3 separate regions of the Homo sapiens genome follow, and regions 1 and 3 are each linked to region 2. Evidence: chromatin contacts called from ENCODE Hi-C or POLR2A ChIA-PET data. All regions are on one chromosome and are shown on one strand. The core of a region is the stretch at or near the end of the contact, and the rest is flanking DNA. Distances in the headings are between cores, read along the strand shown. Region 1 has its middle 19 kb from the start of CDH23. Region 2 has its middle 23 kb from the start of DDIT4. Region 3 holds the start of VSIR (V-set immunoregulatory receptor).

Evidence for each region. Hi-C counts contacts between places; a loop is a spot of excess contacts on that map. ChIA-PET counts read pairs that join two places held with the same protein, here RNA polymerase II (POLR2A). Pooled maps may share reads with other maps.
Region 1: a pooled map shows a loop between it and region 2 (7-fold over the local background). The contact joins two enhancer-like sites. A Hi-C loop is called at or near these places in 1 of 37 single-sample maps with no recorded cell type and 2 of 50 pooled maps. POLR2A ChIA-PET finds 5 or more read pairs at or near these places in 1 of 52 experiments (activated B cell).
Region 3: a pooled map shows a loop between it and region 2 (7-fold over the local background). The contact joins the promoter of VSIR here to the enhancer-like site in region 2. A Hi-C loop is called at or near these places in 2 of 37 single-sample maps with no recorded cell type and 8 of 50 pooled maps. POLR2A ChIA-PET finds 5 or more read pairs at or near these places in 4 of 52 experiments (PC-3, activated CD4-positive, alpha-beta T cell and activated T-cell).

What each region holds. Positions count from the first base shown.
Region 1 is chr10:71,375,226-71,380,120 of GRCh38, forward strand. It overlaps a transcript of SLC29A3 not described here. Among named protein-coding and RNA genes, the nearest start is that of CDH23, 19 kb to the right of the region's middle. RefSeq lists enhancers at 1,402-1,962, 2,018-2,167 and a silencer at 2,298-2,367. Within about 2 kb of position 2,251, at least 32 of the 41 ENCODE cell types and tissues checked have a DNase peak (open chromatin) inside an H3K27ac peak, as active enhancers do.
Region 2 is chr10:72,294,067-72,298,955 of GRCh38, forward strand. No RefSeq gene overlaps it. Among named protein-coding and RNA genes, the nearest start is that of DDIT4, 23 kb to the left of the region's middle. RefSeq lists enhancers at 1,805-2,099, 3,104-3,403, 4,055-4,711, 4,324-4,413 and a silencer at 3,764-4,033. Within about 2 kb of position 3,270, at least 39 of the 41 ENCODE cell types and tissues checked have a DNase peak (open chromatin) inside an H3K27ac peak, as active enhancers do; they include PC-3, where a contact is called at or near this core.
Region 3 is chr10:71,770,622-71,775,543 of GRCh38, forward strand. VSIR (V-set immunoregulatory receptor) reads right to left here and starts at 2,899. Exons shown (of 7, transcript NM_022153.2): 1 at 2,737-2,899. The coding sequence starts at 2,818. The region is part of intron 38 of CDH23 (cadherin related 23); the gene reads left to right. RefSeq lists silencers at 2,699-2,778, 2,799-3,128.

The DNA.
Region 1 (4,895 bases), core at 1,001-3,500, 920 kb before region 2:
GAAGGCTCCAAGGACTACTGCGGCCACCGTTTCTCCACATGTGGAAAGAGTGAAGTGCTGGTACTGTGCTGTGTGACTTTAGGTGCTACCAAGCAGAGTATTAAACACAGAACTGCAGCACGTCCAAGTTCTCCCCTTTTCAGTACGTTCAATCCTGATTACCCACAGGAGAAACTTGCAGTTTAGTGCTTGCATTCTTCAACACCTCACTAAAACTCAACAGTTTCCCTTTTTAACAAAGAGATCAAGGTTTTGCCCACTAGAATTGAAAACAATATTTTAATTTTCATCTCTTTATGTGGTTTCTTACTTTCTATTTACGCCAGGTGATAGTGGTTTTCCATTAAAGTAATGACATACAGATTTTAAAAGTAAATATAAGTAAATCAACTAAAAAAATCAATTTAAGAAGCACTTTAAAAAAAATGCAGGTGGTACTCGGACGTGACTAATATTATTCATTTCATAGGCAAGGAAATGGAGAATCAGGCAGGAATCCCCAAACCCCAGAGTGGTATAAGCTGACATTTAGGAAGAACACAGACGGCTGTCTCCCCTGAAAGCCAAACAGATACTCATGGGCCAGGTAAGTTCTCCCTTTCACATTTAGGACCCCCATTAACAAGAGTCTGCCTTTTGTGGTTGGTGTTTTCACCATTTTCATTTTAGCCAAGAAAAATAAGAACTTCTGGGGCCACTGATTGATCCCTTTAAATTGAGGGCAGAAAGCTGGCCATTTTTCAGAAGCGAAGAGCGTCAGCAGTGGTGTTAGGTATAACTAGAAGAGGGGGAAGAAGGGGCAAAAATAGAGGTGGGGCAAAGTGTAAACAGGAAATAGAAGACACAAAGCCAAACCAGCTTGAACATTTTTAAGGACTTGAAACTCCAGGGAGTGGTGGAAACAAACTCCAGATTGTTCCTGTCCTAAGTAAACACGGCAATGTGTCTCTTACAAAGCTCTGACCACAGCCACTCTTTGATACTGATAGAACTATTGCTTATTGAAACTACTATGATGATTTGCCCACTAACCTCCACTGGGCCCTCAGTAGCTGCCAGGCACCTGGCTAAGACTGAACATCCTCTTGTCAATCCTCACAGGAAGACTTGAAGTGAAAATTGCAGGCTCTGGACTTGACTAGCCTGGGTTGGAAATCTGGCCCTGTAGAGCTGTGTCAGAGCAAATCAAATTCTTCCCTGAGCCTATTTCCTCATTCATTATACCCATTCTACTAAATGCATGTAATAACTATTATACCTCTTAGATTTCAACATTAGACCATTTATCAGGGGTAGGAAGTAAGCAACCAATAACAATGTCACTTATTATTCACTGTTGGTATTATCAGTACCAGAAGGGCAAAGAAGCTTCTGAAGTTTGTCAACCTTAAATAATAAGATATAGAAAATATGACTAGCTATAGAGTTTATTCAAGCCCAAAGCTTGAGGATGGCCACCCAGGAGCATAGATTCAAGTTTCCCTGAATGTATATGCTGAGTAGCAGCAATTAGAAGTGGGTTTTTGTTTCTGTGTTTTTTTGTTTTGTTTTGTTTTGAGATGGAGTCTCCCTTCGTTGCCCAGACTGGAATGCAGTGGTGTGATCTCAGCTTATTGCAAACTCCACCTCCTGGATTCAGGAGATTCTCCTGCCTCTGCCTCTGCCTCAGCCTCCCGAGTAGCTGGGATTACAGGCACCTGCCACCACGCCCGGCTAATTTTTATATTTTTAGTAGAGGCGAGGTTTCACCATGTTGCCCAGGCTGGTCTCGAACTCCTGACCTCAAGACCTCACCCTCCCAAAGTGCTGGGATTACAGGCGTGAGCCACCGCGCCCGGCCCTGTCTTTTCTCAAGGTCACTTGGCCCAGTGTCACAGAGCTGAACCAAGATGGTTAGGCTGAGGGATAGGTCCCGAAGTGCTCAGATCTCCGGGCCTCAAGGCCCAGGCTGGGGTGGCACGGCAGGGGCTGATGGGGAGGTGCCCAGGCCGCCGGCGGATGCTCCCGGAAGATGCTCTAAGCTGCCGCTCCAGGTATCCCCTGGGCTGAGGCTACCTGGAGACGCCCACGGCAGTGACACACCAAGCGGGGTATGGCGAATCGTCAGGTCCGCAAAACCACCCAGTTCAGCAACTCATGGCTATGCCGAGCCCGCCGCGCTCAGCTCGGCCAGAAACAGCTCCTAGAGCCAGGGACTGGACCGCCCCCGCTGGCCTCTGGCAGGCAAACAGCCACCGGCCACGAAATAGATGGCCGCGAGGGCTTCCGGGAGCCGCGGGGCAGGCCGGGAGCCGGGCCGCACAGCCAATGCCCGCGCGGGGGCCGTCGGTAGTTACCCGGCAACGAGGTGGACGCCCAGTAGAGGGAGCGGAGCCAGTAGGGCTGGAAGAACTGGCAAGAAAGCCCTAGAGAGAGGCGACCTGCCAATTTTGGAAGCGGCTTTTTGTTTTGTCCCCAGATCACTCATTCCTACCTGGTCTTGGAGGAAGATCGTCAAGGCAAATGATAAGAAACAGAAATAAACCAGGGGAACAAATAATGATAAAAAAGATACTCATATTTGTTGAGCACTTACTGTCGGCCTGGCTCTTTGCAAGGATTACTTAATTTGATCATCTGATTTTGCTGTCCCAAGTTGTAAATGAGAAAATAGGAGTTTAGACAGATTAAGCATCTTGGCCAAACTACCTCAAACTAGGGAGTGTCAGAGCTGGAATTTGAACTTGGGTGGGCATGAACTCAGGTGGCTTGAGTTCTTAATGAGTCAAACCGTGGACACTCATTTCAGTTCAGCAAACCTAAATCTGTGTTCCTACTAGGCCATGCAGGGCCAATCCAGGTTTTATGGGGTCTGAAGCTTAGACAATGTTGGGGGGGGGGGTCCTCTTTTGGAAAAAAGAATAAAAAATTACAAATATAAAGTTAGGTACAAAAATGAACTTAGAATGTAAAAAGAAATCATAACAAAATATTTTTGCTAATTTTACAAAAATATACGACCATATGAATGCATAGCTAGGGACTCAACGAAGCCGTCTTTGACCCTTAGCTTCCCTTGAAATCCTTCAGTCAGATGTCAAACTACCTTGCAAGCTTCTCTGCGGTTCTCCTCCCACCCTGTCTCCCAGCCAAAGGACCTGAGACCCTAGCAACAGGCTTAATAGGGCTTTTCTGGCCATAGGAGCGATTTTAGCCTGAGTCAACTTGAGTGCCAGAGGGTGAATGCCCTCAGAAGCAGCTCCCAAATACTGATGAACAGGGAGTTGGTGGATAAATTCCCTAGCTTCCTCATCCCTCAAGTGAGATCATGCTGAGACACTTTGTGGTTCTTAGGGTGTAGTCCCAAACCAGCAGCAAACTGTACCACTTGAGAACTAGTTAGAAATGCAAATTCTTAGCCTACTACTACCCTGTACCTACTGAATCTAAAATTGTAGGGGCTGGGGCCCAGTCATTGGTGTTTTAACAAGCCCTCCTAGTGAGTCTGTGCTGAAGTTTGAGAACGACTGTTCTGCTAGGCTGTTCCCCAGAGCTCCCTTATGGGCTTGAGCTCCCGTTGTCTACAATGGTAACCTGCTTGATAACACATCTTTTTTTGGTCTCCTTCCCTTTCTTGTCTCACTTCCTCATTCTTCAGCTGGAGCTTCCTGAATTCACTTCTAATAAACGACTTGCACTTTAATCCTTGTCTGGGATCAGCTTCTAGAGAAACACCACCTTAGATGAGAACAACTAGGGGAGGTGTCATTGCCCAGTGAGGAGGAGGACGATGGCTGGCTTCAGGGAGGACCAAATGCTCTGCCAAATGCTTTGCTCTCATTGTCTGCTTCACCCTCACAATGCCTCAGTTGAGAGGGAGATGTTGCCCCCCAACGGGGAAACTAGGGTTTGGAGGATTTAAGTGGCTTGCCCAAGAATTTGAATCCAGGTCTGAGTCCAAAAGGTGAGCTCCTTACCAGTGAGGGCAGAGGGCCAGCCCATGTTTTGCTCTCTTGTCATTCCTCCTCTTCTCAGAGCAGGCAAGCGTTAAATGAAAATTGTAGGAGGCCATTGTTTTGGACTAAGTTTCTGAATTAGGCCCCAGCAGACCAGGCTAAAAATCCAAAGGGAGTCACCCATGCTAAAGTTCCATGGCACTAAACCCAAACTAAGTAGTTACCTGAAAAGAGGTAACAGCCAATGTCCCAAACAGGCCAGTTCAAATCTCAATGGTCACAAGAGTGAATCCCCTCTGCTTTATTCCTTATATGAAAGAAGTAGCGTTGAGTAACCTGATGCTAATGAATCAGTTGTTTTTCTATCATTCTGTCTCCCTGTCCCCACCTCGTGAGGGAAGTGGCTCTGAAGCAACTAATAGGCTCTTTGTTCTTCTCTTCTGTTTCCTTCAGCCCTCTCTGTCTATAAAACCAACTCCCTCTGCTCAGCTTATCAGAACACTTATTCTATTTTATGGAATGAAGTGTTGCCAGATTCTATAATTGCAATAAAGCCATTTGAGATCTTTAAGCTAAATTTCTTATCATTTTGTCTTTTGATACAGGGATCCAGTTTTGTTGTGAGGAGTGCTATAGGCTGGACACTTTGGAAAAATCCCGAGTGCACTTTGTGGACACTGCTGGCCTGAAATAGTGGGGCACACTGGCCTGAGAGCTCCCTGGCTCCCAGTGCCTAAGGTCCTTTACCCCATACTCCCTCAAGGTCCATCCCTATACCCTCCAGCCCACAGCATGTGACCAAGCATGTGCCCCTTAACCTGGAGCTGGAACCCTTCCTTTCACAGATACCTGGAAATTGAGCCAGATCTGCATCCGAGGGACACTAGAAGGGATGGGGAGGAGCGCTTACCCCTGAACTCTGTTTTGTCTCATGTTTGGAGGCCCAAGGTCATTTGGTTC
Region 2 (4,889 bases), core at 2,020-4,519:
AGGCTAGAGTGCAATCATGGATCACTGCAGCCTTGATCTCCTGGGCTCAAGTGATCCTCCCACCTCAGTCTCCCAAAGAGCTGGGATTACAGGCATAAGCCACCTTGCCCCGCCAGTTTTTAGCCTGTCAGCTCTTTGAGGGACACTTGTTATGGTCATACCCACAGCTTTGACCCTTACCAGGTGGTCAGGTGGATGAATGAATGAGTAGAAAGAAGGAAGAGAAGGCAGGAGGGAGAAGAGGAAGAATGAAGGAAGGGTTGAGTTTGTTCTGGAAGCTCCCAGCTTCCATCCGCACCACACTCTCCCTCTGTCCCCAGGACACCAGGGAACTGACTCAAGGCTCTCCTCTTACCAGGTGCTGTGTGGGGTCCAGGGAGAAGAGCCCATTTGAAATGGGGCACTGGTCTAAACTCTGGACCTGCTGCTCACTATTGACTGAACTTAGCCACTTAAATATTCTCCTCTATAAAATGGGAGTGACCATAGCAACTACCTCGCTGAATTGTAGGGAGACCCAAAAAATGTATATGAATACATTTGTCAACTAAAGAGTGTTAGGGATTATCTCAGTGGAGGGATAGGCAGTGCAGGCTCTGGAACCAGACTTCTTGTGTTCACATCCCTGCTCCACTGCTTGGAGACCTTTGGCAAGGTCCTTAACTCCTCTGGACCTCAGTTTTCTCATCTGTAAAACAGGGATTATACTAGTTCCTACCTCACAGAGTTGTGAAGATTAAATGAGATAATGCATGAAAGGCTTTTCAATAAGAGCAGGGCACACATTAGGCATGATGTCCATGATCAAGTGCCTAATATGTGCCTGCTCTCAGGAAGGATGCTGTGAACTACTTCACACTAAAGTGTAAATGAATGATAAGATCTACTATGCTCCACTCATGCCTGTAATCCTAGCACTTTGGGAGGCCGAAGCAAGTGGATCACCTGAGGTCAGGAGTTCGAGACCAGCCTGGCTAACATGGCAAAACTCTGTCTCTACTAAAATACAAAAGTTAGCCAGGTGGGGTGGCACATGCCTGTAATCCTAGCTATTCAGGAGGCTGAGGCAGAACTGCTTGAACCCAGGGGGTGGAGGTTGCAGTGGGCCGTGATTGTGCCACTTCATTCTGGCCTGGGCGACAAGAGTGAAACTCTGTCTCAAAAAAAAAAAGAAATGATCTACTATACTCTCTCTCAGAGGCATATGAATCGTAACAGGAATTAAAGGAGTGAAACCCCATCTAATTATGGGATTTTAAAAAGTAAGGCATACAGGGGTAGGTAAGGTCCTTCCTAGGGTCCCTCAAAATCACGCCTGCTGCCCACTGCACAAATCCTGCCTGGTCCCAGAGAGGGACCACACACAGAGGAAGGGAGAACATAGTGCCAGTCCCTGAGGAAGCTCCCCTCTGCTGGAGAAACGAGAGGCAACTGGATCCCCCAATACTGCATCACTCCAGCTAAACATGGAGGGCCTTCGGAGGCATGGCAGGCAGTCGCCCGGGCTACAGCAACCAGAAGGGCTTCAAGGACCCTCCAGGGAGCAACAGGAGCCAGGGTGAGGGGGTGGGGAGGGGGATGGGCACTGGATGTGATGAGGACTGACTTGGGACGACTGACATGGGACCAGCGAGGAAGGGGTGGGCACTCTCCCAGGGCAAGACCCTCACTTTCCAATCCGTTTCCCCCTGACTGGCACCTGTAGTACAAGGTGCAGAGGGGGTCAGGAGGTGGGTTCTGAAGCCCTGGCATTGGGGTGTTACCAATGGGCACCCATTCAATATCTCTTCAGTTCCTCCTTTGGAGAAACCCTCTTCCCTCCTTCCTTTTCAGCCCATTGGAGCAGGTGAGGCTGCAGGTGTGGGGCCTGTGAACAGATTTGCCAATCAACACAGGGTTATTCCTGCCTTGCCCCTGGTATCTGTGTGGTCACATGACCCCAACTGTCCAGTTACAGTGAAACCCGGGACATGTGTCACAATTCCCAAGGACAGAGCCTCTTTCTACTCAACTGGAACTTGGGATGATGTGCCCCTGCAGCTGCAGCAGGTGCTCATGGAGCCCAAACACTTCCCAAGACAGCAAAGGCAAAGTACAAACAAGTACAAAGACTCTGGGAAATGAGTCTTCATGACGTCGTGGTGTCGCCAGATCGAGTCATGCCTGGGGTTCTCAGTTTCCTGAGCCAGTAGATTCCCTTTTTAGCATAAATCAGTTTGAGTCAGGTTTTCTGGCATTTGCATCATTAAGAGTCTGACATTCATATGGTGAATTTTCTTTTCTTTTTTTTCTTTTTTTTTTTTTGAGATGGAGTTTCGCTCTTGTTGCCCAGGCTGGAGTGCAATGGTGCGATCTCGGCTCACCGCAACCTCTGCCTTCTCCTGGGTTCAAGCGATTCTTCTGCCTCAGCCTCCTGAGTAGCTGGGATTATAGGCATGCGCCACCATGACCGGCTACTTTTGTATTTTTAGTAGAGACGGGGTTTTTTCCATGTTGGTCAGGCTGGTCTCAAACTCCGGACCTCAGGTGATCTGCCCGCCTCGGCCTCCTAAAGTGCTGGGATTACAGGCGTGAGCCACCGCGCCCGGCCATGGGTCTGTTCTTAAATGGGGCTTCCAGAGGGAACCTCAGCCTGTTTTGAAATAACAAGGATCCAGGCACGGTGGCTCACGCCTATAATCCCAGGACTTTGGGAGGCTGAGGCGGGCGGATCACGAGGTCAGTAGTTTGAGACCAGCCTGACCAACATGGAGAAACCCCATCTCTACTAAAAATACAAAATTAGCCGGGTGTGGTGGCGCATGCCTGTAATCCCAGCTACTCAGGAGGCTGAGGCAGGAGAATTGCTTGAACCCGGGAGGCGGAGGTTGCGGTAAGCCGAGATCGCGCCATTGCACTCCAGCCTGGGAAACAAGAGCGAAACTCCATCTCAAAAAAAGAAAAGAAAAGAAGAGAAAGGACAATAAGGAGTTAGAAACACTTTCTCCCTTCCCTCCTTCCCGAGGGGCGGGCTCCATCTTCTTTATTTTTTATTTTTAGAGAAGAGGTCTCCCTATCTTGCCCAGGCTGGTCTCAAACTCCTGGTCTCAAGCGATCCTCCGGCCTCGGCCTCCCAAAGTGCTGGGTTTAAGACGTGAGCCACCGCGCCCTGCCTCCATGTTCTTTAATCTGCTGTCCCTGGCCCAGGGACCTCCGCAGATAAAGCTCGGTTTCCCCTTTCTGACGCTGTTACCAGTTTGCGGCGGTTAACCCCCCAGAGAGAGCCTGACGCAGATTTGCTGCAGGAAACCACCGAGTCTCACGGCTTGGCACGAACTCTTCCTTCCGGGCCGGCCAGGATGCCTGAGCGTGGGGGTGGGCAGGGCACCTCCTACTTCCCCCCGCAGATAACCACCAACCCGGCCACATCATTCTCACATCTGGGAACTGAGCTCACTCGAGGCTTTTCTCACGTAGCCTCCTTTGAACCTGTTTCCTCATCTGTAAAATGGGGCTAAGGATAGCATCCACCTATTTCAGGGTCGTTTTGAGGGAATCCTGGAGAGAAAACTAGGGTTTTCAGCAAAAGGATCGGCACAAAGTAGATGTTCGCCGCTCCCCTCCCTCCTTCCCGCTCCCCCGGGCAGGAAGGCTCGCGTGCGCGAGGCCACAGCGCAAGCGGGTGCAGAGCAGGATTCGAACAGGGTTCCATGCAACTCCGTGCCCAGGGTCCTACCACCGCCTGAGCTCAGCGGTCTTCAGCCAGCGGGGCCCTTCCACCCCCTTCCTTAATAGTTTTCCTCCTCCGCCTCCTGCACGGCCTCCGCCTCCGCCTGACCGTCCTCGGAAACCTCCCAGCCGCAGCCCGGCCCTCCCCAGCGGCCTGAGTGGCCTCCTCCCGCGGCGCCCCCCAGCTCCGCACCTCCCCAGCCCCGCCCGAGGCGCGCCCAGCGAGCGTGACCCCGACCCAGGGCCACGGCTGCGCCCGTAGGATCGCGGGCGCGCGGGTCTCCATGAGGGACTGGGAGAGATGCGTCACCCGCTAATCCCTCAACTGGGTCGCACCCGGTCTGCCTTGGTTGGTCCCTTCTGATGGCGGAGGCGGGACCTCGACTTGGTGGCCAATGAGGAGCCTCGTGGGGGTGCTCTCGGCTGCCATGGCAACGGAGGGGCCGCCCGCTTCCCCGCGGGGCGAGGCCGGCTCTCCCAGGACTGGCCACATTGCAGTCACGCGCTGTGGCCCCAGTCCTGTTAGCATGAGGTGGGGGTCAGAAGTTGAGGAACAACTCGGACCTAAAGCCTTGACAATTGCCAACAGTGTAGACAAGTCCCAGCATGCCCAAAATTTATAAGAGAAGGCTGCCTGGAAGAGGGACACGATGAGGAGGGTCTGCTGAAACGGACAAAGAAACCCAGTTCAGTGCAGTGGAGTGGACATGGCACGGGCAGGGCACGGAGTGGGGTCGGTGCTTAGTAAGCGGATTAGGGTTTCCAAGCCAAGACCCACCCAGGGCAGGATGGGGAACCAAGGTGAGCAGGTGCGCTGAATTGTGGGTCTCACACTGTCCTTCAGTGTCCCGCAGGAAGAGAGAGCTAAGGATCACCAGGGTCATTCCCCTGCCTCAGGCAGCCTGCACTCCACCTTAGGTACAGTCATGTCCGGTCTTCAGCATTCATTAACCTCGTATTCTTCCCAGGAAGAGGAAGGTGACCAGGTTCATTGTCCCCATTTCATAAATGAGAAAACTGATGCCTGCCTGCTAAAGTAGCTCACCCTTGGGCCGTGGGGCCTGGCATTGGGCCCAAGCGGGGCCCTTCCAGGGAAGCCCCAGCCCGCAGTTCTGACGTTGCCCACCCTTGCTGATGGTGCAGGGATGTCAGGGGCAACTGAGCCCCATGTTTAACGAGGC
Region 3 (4,922 bases), core at 1,649-4,148, 520 kb before region 2:
GGGCTCGCTCACTGCCAACGGGTTCTCCTTGAGGATCCCTTTCTTCCTTTCATCTGCTCAGGCCTAACACCCCATACACTGTGTGCGGATAGGGAGGTGACCCCTTTAGCGTCTCAGCAGCACACTCCTGCCTGGACCACCCTCTCCCAGGAAGGTCAGACCCCAGCGGAACCTTTGCCCTGCTTGGGTGGAAGCATGAACAACTAGTACAGCTCAGCAAGGGACTCCCAGTATTGCTGGCCCTTGGGTGTCCCTGGCATTGGGTAGATGACCCCTCATGCCAGGGACTGGCCTCAAGGCTGTTCCTCTCTACTCCAGAGCCTCTGGGCAGTGGGTTGTGGATTTCCTAAGAGCTGACCATTGCTGCGTCAGAGGCTTGCAGCACTGGGTTACTCAACAAGGCCCTGCAGCCTGGTTTGCTATGAAGGAGAAGATGGGGTCTCTCGTCCCTAGCCCCAGTGCACTTAAATGTGCTAGTCCCAGAGGTTGGGAGTCCTGAGTCAGCCTGTGAGGACAGGGCAAGGACAGTAACTGCCTCGGGTCCTGGGAATGTCTGTGGGGAAGAAGAGGCTCTGCTACCCTTGAGATCTGCTGGGTCCTGGTCCCTAAGTGTACCTCTCCACCCATCTCACCCTGAGTCAGGCCCAGGAAAGGGGTATCTTTGGTGTTTCCTGGGCTTCTGAACACCACATTCATCACTACCATTCTCCTCAGTGCTGGCCCAACCCCAAGAGCTGGAGAACAGGCTGGCCCCGGCCACTCTATCTCACTTTCCCTGGCATAAAGGCTTTGACCTTGGGCAACATACCCAGGGCAACCCAGCACCTCGGCAGGCTGGTGATCAATCTTCTCAACTTACAGATCCTGCTGACCATGCCTGCAACCAGGCCTCCCATCTGCTATCTCCCTCAGTGCACACTGTCCTAGGGAGTTGGGTGAATATCTATTATAGTGTGTCCATGTCACAGTTCAGAATCCTGAGGTCCCAGAGCAATTCAAATGCTTCTGGCTCCTTTCAGTGGAAAGCTGCAGCCAGCCTAAATCATCTCCCTGTGCTGGGCCCAGGAAGAGATGACCCTTTAGTATACCATGTTGTTTGAGTAGCCAAGACCTCTGGGAGTAAAGGCCCCTGGCCATATAAGCAATATAGGGGAAGGCGTCCTGAGCTCCTCTTGGGGCCTCTCTGCTACTGGGTGCTCTGCAAGCTGGGTCCCTGTGCCCTGGATCTCTAGAAATGTTTCTCAAATTGGGGCTGCTGAACAGAGGGCAGCCCAGCCAAGTGAGGGCAGGAAGTGGGCAAGAAAGCAGGAAGGGTCTCACAGGGCCACCAGGGAGGGCAGTGCAGGGCAGGTGGCCCATGACAGGTGGGATGCTGGCTTGCCTGCCTGCCACCATCCTCTGTTCCTTCTGGAAGCCATGCCCTGCCATGAGCCATGGCCTTGGTGCTGAGACTGTCCATTCCACCTCCCATTCTCCTCCTCCCTCTGACTGTCACCTTGAGAAGCATCCACCCTGGGGCTTAGGGCAGCTGTGTCTGTGACATGTGGAGCCCTCCTCCTCCTCAGAGGCCCAGGCCAGCCTCCAAGTGCTGAGATAGCCAGCTGCCTGTGGGCACCCAGGTTGCTAAGGTATCTTCCAGGTTCAGCCTCCTCCTCTCCCTCTTATCCTATCACCCTCTCCTTCTATTCCATCCTGCCCACTGGGTCCCTGTGCCAAGCCCTCCACCTCCCTCCTGCCTCCCTCCGAGTCCCTGCATGACTCATACTTTCCCTGGGCCCTCCCTATAAAGTTTGGTTCCACAGGCTCTTTGAAGAGATCCAGCCTCTTCAGCTCTGGGCAGGCAAGAACTAGGCAACCAGGCCATGGGTACCAGGGCCTCTGCCCCCAGCCCGGGAGCCCCTGTGTTGGGGCCAGGATACTATCTGAACATGCTGACAGTCTGGACTTTGGAAGGGGAAAATGGTGCTTCCCTGTGTGGGCTTCTGTGTTTGAGCTGAGGAAACTGAGGCCAGAGAGATGCCGTAATTTATCCAGGGACCCAGAAGGGGCTCATAGCTGAGCTGAAGAGTGTCCCACATCCTCCCCAGTACTCCACACTGGTCCCTGAGTGGCAGCCTTGCTAGGATGGCAGGAATCAGCTGACCACTTATTCCTGGGCCATCAGACCCTTAGAATAGGGACCAGGTGGGCAGTGCTGCCTCTGTGTCTGAAAGTGGACCCACCGTGACCAGTGCCCAGTGCCCACCAAGGCTCAGCCAGGGGTTTCACCAGGGCATGGGGCACTGGCTGAGCATACCACGCCCTCTGTGTCCTCTGCAACACTAGAGCCCTGAGACTAGAGGGGCAGAAAGATGCCAGCTGTCAAAAGCCAGTGATATCCACCAGAACACACTGACCGCCCCCACCCTGTGCCTCTCCTTCTTTGCAGAAGCTACCTGTGCCCTGGGTTCTCTGGGCAGGGAAGGGCTGGACAGGCAGCCCTCAGGGGACAGCCCTGCCTGCCACTTGGGCAGCTGTCAGAGCATGCAGATGTGCCCGATGCCTAGCTGGGGCACTTGGCACAGTTGCCACTGCACCCTGCCTAGGGGTCCCAGCAGCCTCTGGGCGGTGGGTGGAGTGGGGTGCACGGTCACACAGGCTGAGAGGGCCCCCAGGACGCCCCCATCCCACAGTTCCCACTCCAGTCTGCTGTCTTCTCCCAGCTTTTTCCCAGCGCCCCGCCTCCCCCGACCTTACCTAGGGACGCAGCCAGGAAGAGAGCGAAGAGCAGGGATCCCCAGCGCCAGCTGCCGGCCTCCAGGGCCGTGGGGACGCCCATGTCGCCGTCGGACGCGCAGAGGAACTTCTGGTGCCGGGGAGCGGGCGGGACGCGGCCGGCGCGGGGAAGCCTCCCGCGACTGAGTGCGAGCGAGTGAGCGCTGCGGGCGGCCCCAGCGCCGTGCTCCAGGCACCCGCCCCCTTCGCGCAGCGCCCCCGGGGGGCCGTGTGGGGGAACTGCCTCTCCGAGGGCCGCGTGGGAGGGGCTTCCCGGAGGCCGGCCCCGTGGGTGGGGAGCCAGCGTGCGTCCCAGCGAGTCAGCTCCACTTGATCGGCAGTTTAAAGCCCGTTCTACCGTCCCCCAGTCCTTTTGGAGAGAAATTATTATTGCTGCGCAGCCTAAGAAGTAGATCTACCTCTAACAGCGTGATAGACGTTACCATGGCTTGCATCTGCCCTCAGCCACCAGCCTTTGAGTGATCTGGGGACAGAGACTTGTACCCTACATCCTCCAGCCAGACCAGGGCTTGGTATGTGGTAGGCACTCCCAGCTGTGGAATGAGTGAGTAAATGAGTGAATGAATGAAATCTGACATTGTGAAGAGCTAGGCAAGCTGGAGCCAGTTTAACTGTAGATTCAGAGCCTGAGGCACCCTGAGTGCATGCGCGCGCGCACACACACACACACACACACACACACACACACACACAGAACAGGTGCAGGACTACACGCCAAGATCAGCACATCCCTACCCCGGGACACACACAGATATGCAGGCAACACCTGTTGGCGTGCCCCACAGCACATCCTGCAAGCTCCCCTCCGGCAGAGGCCTCAGCTGTCCGCCTGGCTGTGCACCCGCCCTCCCTCCCTGGTGCCTGGATATCTGCAGGACACTCTGATGCACCCTAACTTCTAGTGCCTCTGCTCTTGCACCCACACCCAGCACTGCTGGCACCACTGGAATGTCTCTCCCCTCCTAATTCTTCTCATCCCTCAGGGCTCAGCTCAAGTCCTCCCACTTCACGAAATGTCCTGACCCTTCCTTTTTCCCGGCAAATCCTTACTGTCCACACCCCCTTCAGCTACCACCTCCAGCCTGAGATAACCAGCAGTTGGTTCTTCTTCCGGCTGTTCTGCCCTCCAGAGCGAAACTACAAACCTCTCTCTGATGTTTCTGAGACCCTAGCACAAAGCTGGGCGTGGAGAAGGTTTTACTGCACTTTTATCTGAATGGACAAACCAATGAGTGAGTGAGTGATTGTGTGATGGAGGAGCAGAGGTGATCGTGGCCAGGACCAGGGATCACAGGAGTGGAAGAGCACAGCCATTTTACTCAGTTTACCCCAGTCTAGCTGAAGCTTCCAGGGGTTTTTCTGGCACTTTAGGGATCTTGGGTTAATAGGTGACTCCTAGGCTGAGAGGCAGAGGACACTCAGAGTCTGACTGGGTCAGGAACCAGGGTATCAGGACTCAATGGGAGCCAGGAGTCCTGGGGGCCTTGTGGGTGGCCTGATCCAAGTCACGGGCTCTCTGGAGGCCCTTAGCCCTTGCTCTAAGGGCAGGGAAGGCTACAACAGAGGAAGGCTGAGGCATCATGTTATTACTAAGTGAACTTGTGCAGGCCCAGTCCCCCTGGAGCCAGTGAACTCCCCAGGATGGGAGCCCCAGAGGCTGGCAGGACATAACCCAGGTCCTTGGGCATGCTCCTGGCCTTGTGACCCCACCTTGGAAGGCAGCCCAGGGCCCTTCCTGCTGGCATAGCATGAGCTCCCTTCCACCAGGGGAGGTACAAAGCCAACTGAGATCAGGTGGACACCGGGCCCTTCTCACCCTGACATCCTCTGGCAAGTGAGGGGGGTCCCTTAAGGGCAAGATCCTAGAGCACCACCCCATCTCAACCCTTCCTGGACTGGCTTTGCTCAGGACACCCTTGAAACCAGACTCCCTCTTCCCCAGGGCCTAGCAGCCGGGGAGGGCCTGGAATTAGAGAAAGGGGAGCAATTGCCCTGCCAACCCCTTCCCCAGGGGGATAGAGCCTCTGAGCTGGGCCCAGTTCCCTCCCCCCTTTTCACTTCCTTTCTCCCTACCACACTGCCCACCACTGAGCCTCCTGGGGTTGCATCAGGGTGAGACACAGGCATTGCCCAAGGACCATGGTCCA